Regions from separate parts of the Homo sapiens genome. Here region 1 is linked to region 2. Evidence: read pairs that join two places in POLR2A ChIA-PET (ENCODE). Cell type or tissue: GM12878. All regions are shown on one strand. Links, peaks and the distances in the headings refer to the core of each region. The heading gives the core; the rest is flanking DNA.

Region 1 (8,015 bases), core at 2,928-5,427, 260 kb after region 2:
GTAAATTATTTAAATTTATGATGGCATAACATTTTCCACTTGAAACCTTATTATCTAAAGAGAGTTTATAAAATTTGATATTTAATTGTTTTTTAATTATTTGACTTTCCTTGATGCATTTCTTTAGAAATGTTGGTATCAATTTGAGGACAGAGATCATCATGTCTCTTGTACTAATGCATTGTTCTTTCATTATGCCTGCCACTGTGTTAGGCGTATAGTAAGCATAAGAAATACTTGACGAGGGGTTTGCGTGTTAACGTTCCAAATTGGAACAATTAGGCACTAGAAACTAGGAGGAAATTATGGTTCATTTACCTTTTATATTCTATTGTTTGTATTTATTCATTGTTAAGATTCATCATATTAAATACTTAAAAGATTATTGTATTTTTAAAATGTAGGTGGTTTATCATTCTTTTGTGCTTTTTAAATTATGTCAGCAGGCATTGGTAATTCTCACAGGAATAAATTCTGTTTTGATTTGTTTTCCTATTTAATGAAAATGATAATATTTTAAACTGTTCTCCATGGCTTTTGTATACTGGCCCCTAAAATTGGTTGTTTTCTTCTGTTTCATGTTGTGTAAATGTTTTCAGAAGGAGAAACTACTCCTGGTGTTGGGAGCCCTTGGAGAAACCATGTGCTACCATAAAAGTAGTATCAGTTTGGAGCAGCCAGAGGTGATGCTTGTGCACCACAGAATGGCCTTTATCAGCATTTCCCTGTTTGCAGTTCGACTGCTACAAACGCTTCTCCCTGTTGAAAAGGTAAGGCAGGCAATGCTGCTCATTTGTACTTTACAGACTATTATAAATAAATGCTCTGTTGTAAATTTCTTCTGCTCTTTTCATGGTGTGAAGGTATTGTGCTTTAGGCCATTTTCAAAATAAGTGTAACAGGTTATATGGGAAATGTAGAAATTGAGAAATGGCTAACATTTTGAACAATTTTGACAAATCATTTGATGGGAAATTATTTTTTAATCGTGCTGTTGCTTTTATTGCATATGTTTTATTGCAGTCTGTACGTTTGTTTATTCCTTGTTCATTCAGTGAATAATTTATTGATTGCTTACAGTGGACTAACAGTATTACTTGCTGGATGTAAAACTGAATAGGTTAGAATTAGTCCCTGGCCTCATGGAACTTAGTTTTGTAAAAGACAAGACTTGGCTGTTATCTATACATATACATATACATATACATATACATATACATATACATATACATATACATATACATCTACATCTACATCTACGTATACATATACATATACATGTATATGTTTGACTTCTTTGGTTTCTTTAATAACTTTGGGATCACTTGAGGGAAGAGATTATGTCTTAATATACGAATACATTTTTCCATACATATATACATATATAATTGGTACACTTGTATCTTTTAATTGATTGGAGGGCATTGAAAGCCTACTGATCTTATCTCTGCAGTGTGTGTCTTGGTTCTTATCATTAATATCAAGAGTAGCCTTTCCTTCTCTTCAGCTAGGTACGTGTTGTCAGAGTTCTTTACTTATTCACTATTTCCCAGGTTCCTTGACACACAGAATACAAACAATAGTTTCCATTGCTGCTCCAGAAATTATTTTATAGTTAGCATATCTTAATGTCATGGAACCTTTTCTTTTTCTTGTTTTATCTATTCAAAATACTGTTAGCAGTGCTTTAGTTTCTAAGTATTGGTCAAGTTGGTTTCTGAGGACTGTCCTATTTCTTGTATTTGTTGTACTTTATGTATATTGCTGGTGTGTTGCATATTTTAGTAACTTAAGGGATTTTTTTTTTTTTTGGTCCCATGCATTTCTCTTGAAGGTATCCCACTATTTCCTTTCTGTCAGCAACTTAATTGCTTAATATTTTTATTTTAGCACCTGATCAAAAGAATTTCAGAAGTCATCTTTGGTAGGATTAAATATCCTGATTTTTATTTGATTCATCTAGTTAATATTTGGTAACTTGTTTTATGTCTAAACCATATTTGTAGTTTGAGTTACGTAATATATGATTTCATACCTTAGTATGTCTTTTGAAAGTTGTTTTTTTAATTAACGTGTTGCTTTAGGTGTCTTTCACAAAGCTGCTTTTCTGCCCATGATAGCAATAAACTATCTTCTGTGCTAGTCTTTATTCTAGTACTTTTCTTTTTCCTACTTTTCTATTTTACCTAGACCTTTCTTTTCTTAAGCTTTGGTGTTTTCAGTTTTTAACTTTTATTCAGAAAATAAAATGTTCATTTAAAAAACATTTTGATGTACAAAGAAGAATAAAAATTCATTTATAATTTCAAGTTAGTTTTGAGGCTTTTTTCTTTTCTGCTTTAAGTCCAATTGACAGCGTCTATAAAAGTTATTTATTCTTTTTTTTTTTTTTTTTTTTTGGTTTTGGTTTTGTTTTTGAGACGGAGTCTCACTCTGTCACCCAGGCTGGAGTGCAGTGGCACTTTCTTGGCTCACTGCAGCCTCCACCTCCCAGGTTCAAGTGATTCTCCTTCCTCAGCCTCCCAAGTAGCTGGGATTATAGGTGTGAGCCACCACACCCAGCTAATTTTCGTATTTTTTTTTTTTAGTAGAGACCAGATTTCGCCATGTTTGCCAGGCTGATCTTGAACTCCTGACCTCAGGTGATGTGCCCGCCTCGGCCTCCCAAAGTGCTGGGAGTACTCGCGTGAGCCACTGCACCTGGCCTGTTTATTCTCTTTTTTTTTTTTTTAACCATTTCTTATTATCTAACATACATTTTCCATTTAATTAAACACTTCATAAATTTTAATGGGTACTAATATTTTACCAGCAAGATGTTCTATGATTTCCACAAGTATTCCAGAAATTAAGCTTTTAGGTTTCTTTTTTTCTTTTTTTGGTATTTTGATAAATAACACTATGCTGAATTGCTACTTACGCATGTTTACTCATATTTTGGATTCTTAAATTCCTAGTGGCATTACTAGTTCAAAGGCTGAATGCTTAAACATGTTTTTATTATAAGCATAATTTAAAAATATTATAGTTTCACGAGTTTCATTGTTTTTAACTAAAGAATGGATAAAAAGAGTAGTACACGGAAAAGATAATTGTGAGAATATATGGCCGGGAAATTACTAAAAAGAAGCACTTTTTGAAAGTGCCTAAGGCTGGTGTCTCTTCTGTGTGTTTGCCAATTACAGTTTCTGAAATTGTGCACTGTTAGTTTAACTAGAACACTTAAATTTTTAAATGATTTTTAAAATGCTATCAGAAAAAAACATTAATTCTGTAAAGGCTTTTTTTTTTTTTTTTAAACTTTCATATACATTCAGAAAAGTACATAGTTCAGTGCTTTTTCTACTAAGTGAATGCATCTGTCTTTAAAAAGTGACCACCCCCATAACAGAAAATAGAATGTTACCAGCATTCCAAAGACCCCTTCTCTGTTACCTCTCCCTCCTTCTCCAAGCCACACTCCTTTCTGACTTCTGTCACTATAGATCAATTGGCCTGTTTTGAATGTTGTTTAAATGAAATTATAAAGTATGTACTCTCTCAACTCCTTCTTGAGGTTCATAACTATTGTTGCCTATAGCATTAATTTGTTAACTTTTATTACAAAATATTCCATTGTATGAAGTCTGTTAAAAGTGATTTTAATATGTGTAAATATTTCTTTAAAATCTTCTTACTGACTGTATTTTTAAACGTGAGGTTATCTCTGAATTTGAATGTTAGTGGTAAAAATATCTCAGATCATTCAGACATCAGTGTTTCGTGGTGTACTTATTACCAAAACAAAGGAGTGACACACTAAAATGCAGGTATGGGAGAAATTATGAAAACTAGAAAACTATTCCTTATGCCTCTTTGTTGCCCTTAGTTATTAAACATTTGCAGCTTTGTTTCCTAGAATTCTGTAGAGCATATAGTCCAAACTCTATTTTCTTTTTTTTTTTTTTTTTTTTGAGTTGGAGTCTTGCTCTGTCACCAGGCTGGAGTTCAGTGGCGTGATCTCCGCTCACTGCAACCTCCGCCTCCTGGGTTCAAGCCATTCTCCTGCCTCAGCCTCCCGAGTAGCTGGGATTGCAGGTGTGCCCCACCATGCCCGGCTAATTTTTGTATTTTTAGTAGAGATGGTGTTTCACCATGTTAGCCAGGATGGTCTCGATCTCTTGACCTCTTGTTTTGCCTGCCTTGGCCTCCCAATGTGCTGGGATTATAGGCATGAGCCACCGCGCCTGGCCCAAACTCCATTTTCTAAGTATCACTTATATACACAATGTATTATCAGGTGATCCAGGAAAACGGATAAAACACTGCATTTTAAATATAGTATTTTGCTTTAAGGAAAATAACATCACTTGTGTTACTTTTAATTTTTAACTTGTATTCACTAGTCATTATGTTTCTGAAGTCCTTTTCTGTTTTGAAGAGTGACAATTTTTCAAGGCATAAGCATCAAGAATGGAAGAATTCCAGTCTCTTAAGAAAGGAATTGAATTTAAAATATGGGTGTCTTCCTTAATATTATATAAATGAAAAATTAGTGGTGCTACAATTGCTTGCTATTAAGTATTGCAAATGGTCAATCTATCTATGGGTCGAAGTATTGATGGAAAACTTATCCTATCAGTTGCATCATGTAGTTTTTGATTGTATTTTTTCATCTATGTGCTTATTTGGACAGGAACCAAAAAGAAATCAGTAATTTATTTTACTTAGTGCCAGAATAATGTAAAGTTAATTTTCCATGCTTTTTTTTTTAAAGGTAGTTATTGTTTTATTGTTTCCGTTTTTAAAAACAAATCAATTATCTAATTTTTGGTAGTTATTTTAAATATATAACTTGGAACTTTATTAAAACAATTTTGATCATTGTGGGAGATTGTAATTAAGGTATTTGTTTTTAGATGATTATATTTGTTTTGATTAATTGACTAAGTACTTTAAAATGAGATCTAAACAAAAATGCTATTTCATTGATGTTAAATTTCTTCTTTGGTTTATATAAATGTAAGGTTATGCTGCCCTCTGTCTGTTGCTAGCCCACTAATAATTGAAGTAGAATTTGGACTCTGAAACTTTTTGCCTTTAAAGTGGTTTTTTTGAGTTGCCACTGACCAAGTAGGTAGTTTGGATGTTGGAAAATAAATATGAATCTATGTAGAGATTTCCTAAGTTTAACAAAATGTCCTCTGATGCCTGTTTTGAAACTGATATTTGTTGATATTAAATGATTTTGGAGAATACTCATGTATAGGTTAAAATGATACGTTGGTAATCTTCTGAAAAATATTGTGGTTGAGTAAACTAAATTGGTAAAACAAATGAAGGTAATTTCATTTGGGGAAACATCTGGGAAGTAAGAGCTAAAAGTACTAGCCCTGTTCTGGAAGCAGAAGCACAGAGCATTCTAGGAACTGCTGTTACTCTTAGCTAGTGATGCTTACCAAGGCTAAGGAAGAATTTGTAACACAAGGTCTTTAGCTTTTCAGGGAGGTATATAAAAAGATCTAATGACCTGGTGAAGCCAGTTGAGTGACTGAGAGCAGTGCTTTTCAAACGGTAATGTTCAAACAGATCACTTAGAGATATTGTTAATCACATCTTGCATATTCTGATTCATCAGGTAAAGGGTAGGGCCTGAGAGCCGGCATTTCTAACAGACTCATAGAATTATGCCATGGCTGCTGAGTGGCTAGTTTACAGGAAACATTTATAGCCCCTCCTCCCAATGCACATGAGGTGATGTTGCTGATTATTTTTTATCTAATGGGGTGATGGATTTGCACTGAAACATCTTCACTTTTAGTTCTGATGGCATGTGACTAATGCTTATATATGCAGGACAGCTATCTTAGATTAGGGGTGTAAATTGTGATTAGTCCATTGGGCCATGTAAAGATTAGCTAATGACATTAGCATGGGGCTTTGAGTTGTTGAGATAGCAAGAGTTTCAAATACAAGTACGCAGGGTGAAACATTGGAATTCCTTTGTGGTGAAGCGAGAAAAGGAAATTAATATTTATTGAGTGCTATATGCCATATGCTCTGCTTAATGCTTGTTTAATTCTCACAGCAGCTGTTATTTTTCTGACTAGAGTCAGAGAGAACTCTCTTAAACTAGAACACAGTGCCTTTAGAGTTAGATCCATTAGGATTTACTCTCTTAGCACAGTGTAAATCGCCTTTGCTAATTTCTCTTTATCTTCCTAACTCTTCAGGAGTGGAACCCCAGGACTGACAGTAGCCCTCATGAAATATATCCCATTTGTGATTGTTAAATGCCATCTATTTGTTGATGCCTGCCAAATTTATACTTCCAGACCAGACATATAACCTGAACTCTGAACTTACCTGTATCCAGTGTCCTTTTTGATGTCTTCACTTGGGTGACAATAAATGTCTCCAACTGAACATGTCCCAAACTTCATTCTTTGTTTCCCCTTCCAAATATGTTCTTCCTATAGTCTTGCCTGTCTCGGTAAATGTCAACTTTGTTGTTCAAGTTGATCGTTGATCAGGCAAAAACCTTAGAGTCAGCCTTGATTCCTTTCTTTTGCTCATATGTGGATATAATCCCTGAGCAAAATTTGTCATTTCTCCCTTGAATACCTATACAGAATCTGAATACCTGAGTTAAGCCCACCATTCTGTCCTGCCTGGATTACTGCAGTAAAGTCCTCTGTCTCTTAGCTTCCACTTTTGCACATTACCATCAGTTCTCTACAGACCAATTTTGATACTTGTTTAAAATGTTCCAGTGGCTTTCAGCAGAGGACAATTCCTTATGACGACCCAAAGCCTTAACTGATCTGGCCCACCACTCCTTTCTGACTCCATCCCTCAGAACCAGCTCCACTGGCTTTCTTGCTACCAAATAATAGTTTTTGTAATTGCTCTTCCCTCTTCTATAAATGCTTTCCCTCAGATAGCCACGTGGCTCCTGACCCTTCCAGGGTTCTACTTAAATGTCATCTTATTAGCGAGGCCTTCCTCTACTACTTTGGAGAAGTAGCAGTTCCCTGCCTCCACTCCCCATTACTTCTCTGTTCCTCTTCATCTTTCCTATCCTGTTTTAAAACACTTTTTAGCCACACCTAACATCTTAGGAAGTATATCGATTTACACTCTACTTTCTTCAGTGGGATGTGAGCTTCATGCGGGCAGAGGTTGTATTTTGCTCTCTGCTGGGTTCCCAGGACTGGAGAGGTACCTGGCATATAGTGGAGGAACATAGTAAGGCCTAATTAATATTCACCGAGTGAGTGAATAATAGGTGAGCAGATAATTGAGTTTCTCTTTTTCCTCCCCCGCCCACAAAAAAAAGGAAAGTTCTTCACAGAATAATGAAATTTCTCTTTACTTTCTAATAGCTGCTGTTTTACTAATCTGGAGGTTTGTCATGTCTGTGTAATCTAAAATTTTGATTTCTGTAGTTTCTGATCTTCATTTAGCAACTATATTCATTTAAAGGTATCGTTGTTTAGCTGATTCAGCTCTTAGACTTTCAGGTAGTTAATGATTATCCTTGAAATAGGTTATCCATGAAATAAATCATGACCAAACCCACTTTTGTAAAGACAGCATTTCAGCCGTAATAGTGAGTCTTGTCAAGAGATTTTCTCTGAACGTCAAATTTTTAGTCCTTTTTATTCCTTTAATTGATATTTAGAATCCTGTCACAAAACTAGAACCATTTTTTTAAAAACCATAATTCTTTCAGTTTTAAATCTATTGATTTAAGGTTATAATGTGTATAATATTTCATTTGGGCATATTGATTTTATACTAATTAAGGGGCTATCTTCTGTATTTTAGAACTATTTAAAATATTATATTGGATTTCCACTATCCCCTCTAAAAGACAAAACCAAAGAAAAAAATTCGTTTCTGTTCAAATCAATCTATAGCTATACTTGATTTCGTGTTATTAATATGTCATTAATAAGCTCTGTCATGTTCAGCTATGGGATGGGGAAGTGTTCTTGTCTTCAGTTTATCAGGTTATTGGGGAGATTTGCGTA
Region 2 (8,015 bases), core at 3,263-5,762:
TAAACACATATATTCAGCCACTTCGTTCAGCATATATTCCTGTTCCTGTTGCCCCTCCCTCAAAATGTCTGTTTCTGGCTTCCCACCCTGTCAGATGGCCACCCTGCAGGCTGCAACCCTTTCCAAATTTATAAGCCTTGTCATTCTTCAGTTGACAACCATAATCCCTATGGCATAACTTGCACTGCATGAAAATTATATTGATAGGTGTAACCAAAATAAATAACTTTATTAAGTTATGTAATTAGAGGTATGTGGAATTTTTCACTCTGCTTTCTCATGAAACAAAGCATAATCATTTCAACGCTCCTACAAAATAGTTACAATCACCACTGTCATGTCTTAATGTTTTACAGTTGGAATAGTAAAAACTATGTCCCTGTAATATACTAAAAAGTTTTAAGTGCTTACCTAAGAATATCCTTTAATGAAAGATGTTTGTTCAGGTTTCTGCCTCAGCCTCTGAGTAGCTGGGATTAGAGGCACCCGCCACCACGCCCGCCTAATTTTTGTATTTTTAGTAGAGACGAGGTTTCACCATGTTGGCCATGCTAATCTCAAACTCCTGACCTCAGGTGATCTGCCTACCTCGGCCTCCCAAAGTGCTGGGATTACAGGTATGAGCCACTGTACCTGGCCCATTGTACCATTTTCTTACTATGAAGATGTTTATTTTTATTTGAACTTCCTGGGCAATAAAAATAATGTTACAGTTTTAAACACTGCTATATATATTTATATATTATACTTTTTGAAAAGGCAATGAATGACAGATCACATCAGTTTATACTTTTACCATATGAGCTGCCATTTCCTGATACCCTCACAAATACTGGTCATTATTGTTCCTTTTTACTCTCTGCCAAATTGGCAAGTGGAAAATTACTTAACATTGCCTTTCTTTGGTTTCTATTGAGTTCAACTTTTTTTTTTTTTTTTTTTTTTTAAGACGGAGTCTTGCTCTGTTGCCAGACTGCAGTGCAGTGGCACGATCTCGGCTCACTGCAACCTCCACCTCCCGGGTTCAAGCAATTCTCCTGCCTCAACTTCCCAAGTAGCCGGGTCTACAGGCACCCGCCACCAAGTCTGGCTAATTTTTGTATTTTTAGTAGAGACAGGGTTTCACCATGTTGGCCAAGATGGTCTTGATCTCTTGTCCTCATGATCTGCCTGCCTTGGCCTCCCAGAGTGCTGGGATAACAGGCGTAAACCACCGTGCCTGACCTGAGTTCAACTTTTTTCACACTTCTTGTTGTCCACCCAAGGTTTCATTTGTACAATACATATCTCTGATTAGTAGGGTTTTGTTAAGTACATGATGATATCTGCAATCTTGGGAAAGGGACTTTATGGGAGGTAACTTCACTATTCCTAAAACCTCCCAACTTGATTCTTCTTATTCTCAAAATATTATTAAATCCCACACTGACCCTGCACTGCGGCATCCTGAGAAAACTCCACCTGCACCCTCTGGGTGTGACACAATTCCTACATTCCATTGTCAGGCAGATAGTGAAGATTACTTAGTACTAGGTGGGGGGATGTTTTGTAGGAATTCCTGGGCTTCAGTTTAATCCAATGTTGAATGCCAGACCCTCCAAGGTGACACTTCCTCTTTCATCATGTGGACTTTTCATCCTTAAATCTTCTTCTAGCGTGTTGCTGTGTAATCCTCCTTGACTGAATAAACAGTTAGGACTGTATTTCTCAACTCAGGGAGAATTCCTATTGCCTCATGTCTGGATTTGTCAGAAGTCTCACCCAGCCTATTATAATCAATCTTTATTTTAGAAGCTGTTCTTTTTTCTTTTTTTCCCCCACAGGCTTAATTCACTTTATTTTTTGTGTATAAAACCCTGTGTTGTAGCCACAGCTGGAGCCTGGGTCCTCTGCACGGAGACTCTGGGTCGGCCTTGACCAGGTGTGGTCAGTGAATTCCTGATAGGAAGACTTGGTGAATACAGGCTCCTTCCAAAGGTCGGGGGGTCAGGTAGCTGTAGGTCTTAGAGCTGTAAGGTCAAAGATGGCCTTGGCGCAGTTGCCCAGGGTGGCAGTGCAGCCCCTGGCTGAGGTGTAGCAGACATCCATACCAGCCATCATGAGCAGCTTCTTGGGCACAGGCGCCGAGACGGTGCCAGTGCCCCTGGGCGTGGGGATGAAGCCGACCAGCACAGAGCCGCAGTGGCCTGTCACCTTGCAAGGGACGGTGTGGGGCTTGCCGATCTTGTTCCCCCAGTAGCCTCTGCGCACGGGGACAATGGAGAGCTTGGCCAGGATAATGGCCCCGCGGATGGCAGTGGCCACCTCTTTGGAGCACTTAACACGCAGACCGACGTGGCAATTATAGTCCCCGATGGCAACAAATGCCTTGAACCTGGTGCGCTGGCCGGCGCGGGTCTGCTTCTGCACCGGCATAATCTTCAAAACCTCGTCCTTGAGAGAGGCCCCCAGGAAAAAGCCAATGATCTCAGATTCCTTGATGGGCAGGGAGAAGAGATAGGTCTCCTCCAGGGACTTGATCTTCATGTCCTTGACCAGGAGGCCCAGCTTGGTAATGGGTGTCCACCCCTTATCCTTGGCCTTGACTCCGCGAGCTCCGCAGCCTCGGCCCTGGCCCGGTCCACGGCCAGATCCACGGCCGCGACCCCGGCCCGCATGCCACTGCGGAAACCTCAGCGGAAACCACCGCAGTTCCCCATCCCAGGGTCCCCCGGGGCTTCCGGCCCCCGCTGCACCGGCGTTATCCGCCATTTGGTGTTTTCTCAGAGAAGACGTAGAAGCTGTTCTTGTTCGTCATCACTACGTAACATCCTTTGTTTTAGAAGCTTTTCTATGTTCCTCATCGCTACGTAACTTCCTTTGTTTTAGAAGCTCTTCTATGTTCCTCATCACTAGGTAACTTCCTTTGTTTTAGAAGCTCTGCTATGTTCCTCATCACTATGTAACTTGTTTGTTTTAGAAGCTGTTCTAGGTTCGTCATCACGACGTAACATCCTTCGTTTCCTGTTCTTAATGGCTTTCAGAGAAAACCCGAAGTCAGAAGCACGCCGGCATCCACTTGCGGCCGCCCTGCCTGAATATGACATGGATGGGTGTGACCAACGTAGAGTCTTCAGGAGGCTCGGTTTGGTAACTTAGGCATAGTTAATACATCCACATCATTTTTCTAAATTCTATGTTCTTTCGTCTCTTTCTTCACATTTATTCATCTAAAAATGGAGGGAGAGGTTCAAAATTTTTTTAAAAAACACACAAGAATAGTGAGCCTTCTTCATTTGGAATTCATCCCAGTGTTAAATGAAAGAATATTGTGCAAATTTCCAGGAAAATGTCAATGATGACTGGCTAAATTGGAACAAATATCGAAAGACTCCAAAATGTTTACATCCCAGCTGGAGGCAAGTGTTTCATTCCCAGTCAGGGACGGGACAAAGTGAGACTGCAGCAGCGGAACAGGCGCAGCCGGGGTTCCAGCCCTCAGCATCACCACGGTGCATTTGTCCCTGAGGACACCAGGAGTTGTGACAAATCCTGTTCCTTTGCTTTTAGAGGTTTTGTTGTAGAAGCCATCCCCATTTTGACCACTCCAATAATACTGTAAGCAGAGTTCAAAAGCTGAAGCGGGTACACTGTGCCTCCAGGTTATGTTTGTGGATGATACCCTATCAGGGTCTGAATGTCGTCTGACAGTTGCATCATTTCCCTGGAAGAACACGTGTAGACAGGCCAGCCAGTGGCCCTCCCTGTACAGCAGTGGCTGTGGCAGTCAGTGTTGAGTGTGGAACTAGGACTGTGTGATCACCTCCCGGTACTTCCCTTTCCTTATCTTTTTTTTTTTTTTTTTTTTTTTTTTTTTTTTTTAGACAGTCTCGCTCTGTCGCCCAGGCTGGAGTGCAGTGGTGTGATCTCGGCTCACTGCAACCTCCACCTCCCGGGTTCAGGCGATTCTCCTGCCCAGCCTCCTGAGTAGCTGGGATTACAGGCACCCGCCACCATACCTGGTTAATTTTGTTTTGTGTTTTTAATAGAGACGGGGTTTCACCACGTTGGCCAGGCTGGTCTCAAACTCCTGATGTCAGGTGATCCGCCCGCCTCGGCCTCCCAAAGTGCTGGGATTACAGGCGTGAGCCACTGCGCTGGGCCTAATTTTTTGTATTTTTAGTAGAGACAGGGTTTCGCCATGTTGGCCAGGCTGGTCCTTATCTTAACATAAAGAATGATAAGGACTTCCTCACAGACTGTTGAGAGAATTAAATAAGTCAACACACATATAGTACTTAGAGGAGTGTGCAGTAAATATTAGTTTAATGATGTGAATACACACACAGGCATACTTGATAAAGCCTAGTGAATATTTGATCTGTCAGTAACAAAATATTCAAAAGACAGCAATGAAGATCAGCAGTTTCTTTTATAATTCAGGAACTAGATAGCCACAAGCAATACAGTTTCACTTTGACTTTCAGACACCACTGAAACACCTGTGCTAGTATTCAGGCTAAAGCTCTTGAAGAGGGTAAAATATTTTCTCCATCTACCTACCTCTGGCCACAAGCACTTATGTGAATTGGAACTCAGGAAATGGTCAAAATCGATGTACTCACCCCTATTTATATGAGTGTTGATTTAAATAAATTATTGAGATAATTTAACGCATTGATTGTTCAGATTAGAATTAAACAGAGTGACCTTTGAAAATTTCATCTCATGATTACTCTTCATGGTACCTACCATCAACTCTTTTCTTAACCATTGCTCAATACTTAATCCGCACTCCTAGTCCTACCTTCTAGCTTGAAGTTATCATTAAACTAAATAACAGCCTTTAAATGAAAAGCAGGATGATACAGTCTCATTATCTAAATACATAAATCATTTGGTTTTAATGCCACCAAAATCCATCACCACAGTAGCAGTGCCTTTCCCTTGTAACATGGACATTGTTTCTAGGTACTTGTTCTTCTAAGTCAGAAATGCTCTTCCATTATTACATACTTCATCTGTGACAACCATTTCTGAATTCAGGTTTTGTTTGTTTGTTTGTTTTTTGGAGACAAGGTCTTGCTCTGTCACCCAGGCTGGAGTGCAATGGTATGATCTCAGCTCACTGCAGCCTGGACCTCCTGGGCTCAAGCAGTCTGCCCACTTCAGCCTCTTGAGTAGCTGGGACAACAGGTGTGCACCACCATGCCAGGCTAATTTTTTTTTTTTTTTGTAGACGTGAGGTTTCAGCATGTTACCCAGGCTGGTCTTGAACTCCTGGGCTCAAAAAATCCACCTGTCCCAGCCTCCCAGAGGGCTGGGATTGCAGGCGTGAGCCACTGCACCTGGCTGAATTCTTGTTCCTAGTGGCTTTGGGTCCTAAGAAACTTCTGTTTGTTTGTTTGTTTGCTTGTTTAGAGACAGGGTCTCATTCTGTGACCCAGGCTGGAGTGCAGTGGCTCAATCACAGCTCAATCTAACCTAGAACTCCTTGGCTCAAGTTATCCTCCTACCTTGGCCTCCCAAAGTGCTGGAATTATAGGCGTGAGCCACCACACCTGGCCCTTAGAAACTTCGTAAACTATTCATTTGGGTGAACCTAGAAACACCTTAGTAGATCCATTAATTCATTTATTCAACCAACATTTGCTGAGCCCCTGCTCTGCTTTGAGCTCTCCTCTAGGAAGTATGGCAATGCACGCAGGGGCAAGTCTGCATTCTCCCATGTGAGTGAGGGCTTCACCGTCTCAGGTTGAGGTGGAAATGCAAGGGGCTGCGGACAGGAAGAAGCAGATAAAGGAAGGGGACCTGCTTTGCTGGCTGCAGGTACACAGTCAGCAGCTCTGACATGGGAGCTCTCCGTCAAGACATCATCGCAGAAGAGATGATTCTTCCTGCGTCTGGGACAACAGCATATACAGTCTCTACCAGATGGCACGGACAGTTTATGGAGGTGGATGTGTAAAGAAAACATCCTCCTCACCACTCACACCCCTCCCCTCACAAGCCTCAAAGCAGCTCAGAGCGTTCTGCAAAGAGGAGGCTCTGGTAGTGCCGCAAGCCCTTGCCTCCTGTTTACATGGCAGCGACTGTCACTCTTTTCCCCAGAAGAAATTTTGCTGTACTCTTCGAAAAGCAAATTAGGAAAGCATTCCCGCTGGCAAATTGAATGTGTCTTCCTGCCATTGCCAGCAGTGCCAGGGAAAAAGAATTGGGGAAGAAAATCAGGGTTTTTCCCCACAACCTCACCTATGCTTGAGTGTTGGTATCCACCTAGAAAGAAGAGTGAGTTTAGTGCTCAGTAACAGTCATGTTTTACCCAGAGCTGGTGGGCAAAGGCCTAGATGTCTGGCCTGCTTTGTCTAATTCTAGAGCTGAGGCTAGAGGAAAAGGCCCTTTCTCTGCGTCTTAGTATCTTCCTCCAACCCAAGATGACAATAAAACACACTTACTTATTTACATAGTTTGGATCTGCCCAAATCTCATGTTGAATAGTAATCCCCAGTGTTGGAGGTGGGGCCTAATGGGAGGTGATTGGATCATGGGGGTGAATTTCTTCCTTGCTGTTCTCCTGATAGTGAGTTCCACCTCAAAAGGGAGCTACCTAGTAAAACTGTCTTGCTGCCTATCAGGGTCTTTGAACGCATTCAGTGTTGAGGAGCAGTGTGACCATGTCAAATTTTGTGGCAAGAAAGTCCCTCCCTGTGAAAGACCATCCACCTGGCCTGACAGCAAAGCTGCCATGAATTTTCAAAAGCCAGTCCAGCTGACAGCCGGGAGGAATGCATGAGTCTCTAGCAGCCCAGAAAGGTAATGGAAAACAGGTCTTTGAAAATGACACATTTTACATTAGAAAGGCATTGGTATATACTAATGTTTTAATTCTTCAACACGTGATGCCACAGTCTCTGGATGTCTTCTGGAAAGACCTCTGTCACTCATACGCATGGTCATGGCCAGAGGAAATTAACCAGAGGGTAATGAGCAATTCCTACTGCTACAAAGAGGGCACCACTCATTGCCTACCAGACCCTCATCCAAGTGCTTTCATTAATTCATCTCATCCTCCAGTCCACCCTATGACGTCAGTACTTTGTAATCATCCTCATTTTCCGGTAAGGTGACTGAGGCTCAAGGTTAATGTCAACCGGAGATACTTACACCTGGAACATGAAGGGAGAGAGAAACAGAAATAAATAGAGATCTGAAGATAACAGAAAAGCAAGGAAATACCAGTAACTAGTGTCATATTACCTCCCTGCCAACTGAAGGGAAGTCCATTCGGATGATTAAAACATCTTAGGTATTCAATAGCTTATTTCTAGATAAATTATTTTTTATTTTAAAATACAAATAGAAACATAAAATAGACTAAAAACATGGTAATTAGTAAAGGTTCTTGTAACTGCCTTTGGATGTGTGAATTTGGTGAGGCTACAGGCTCCAGTGTTTCAGTCAAACCCTACTCTAGGGGTTGCTGGGAAGGTATTTTGTAGATGTCAGTCAATTCCGTAGTCAGTTGACTTTATTTGTTAAGGGAGATTATCCGAGATAATCTGGGGCAGCCCGATTCTGTCAGTTGAAGGATCTTAAAAGCAGAAATGAGGCTTCTCTGAAGAAATTCTGCCAGTGCATAGCAACTCCAGCCCCTTCTGGAGACTGCCCTGCAAATTTCAGACTAGCCTATCCAGCCCCATGGTTACATATCCAATTCCCTGCAATAAGCCTCTTAATATCTGTCTTCTACTGGTTCTGCTTCTCTGGTTGAACCCTGATACAGTTGTTAAAATGTTATTGTAATTAATGTATAAGGATGAATTAGTAGTATATTGTGCTGGTATAAAAGCTAGTACATTTAAGTGGTTTTAAATTTTTCCCTGTGTTCCCATTTACCTATGAACTTACACTGTCTCAGAGGAAGGACTCAGAAAATCATCTTGGTAAGCCCAAGTAAACTCTAAATGTAAATTCCATCTGAACAAATTATGAATGAGTGGAGTCTTAATAAAGTTGCAGAATGTTAAATGAGAGAG

Evidence for each region. ChIA-PET counts read pairs that join two places held together with the same protein. Peaks named below come from ENCODE experiments on the same cell type or tissue, not always from the same donor. Only the 100,000 strongest peaks of a DNase experiment are listed, where the experiment ranks them.
Region 1: POLR2A ChIA-PET joins it to region 2 with 5 read pairs; 3 of 35 experiments call an interaction of 5 or more read pairs at or near these places.

What each region holds. Positions count from the first base shown.
Region 1 is chr18:70,169,430-70,177,444 of GRCh38, reverse strand. It overlaps RTTN (rotatin), which reads left to right. Exons shown (of 49, transcript NM_173630.4): 11 at 600-770. Among named protein-coding and RNA genes, the nearest start is that of RTTN, 32 kb to the left of the region's middle. In GM12878, for the core only: a CTCF peak has its summit at 5,013; no DNase peak of the experiment used is centred there.
Region 2 is chr18:70,424,967-70,432,981 of GRCh38, reverse strand. It overlaps the pseudogene RPS2P6. Among named protein-coding and RNA genes, the nearest start is that of LINC01910, 44 kb to the right of the region's middle. RefSeq lists an enhancer at 2,522-2,691. In GM12878, for the core only: no CTCF peak of the experiment used is centred there; a DNase peak (open chromatin) is centred at 4,471.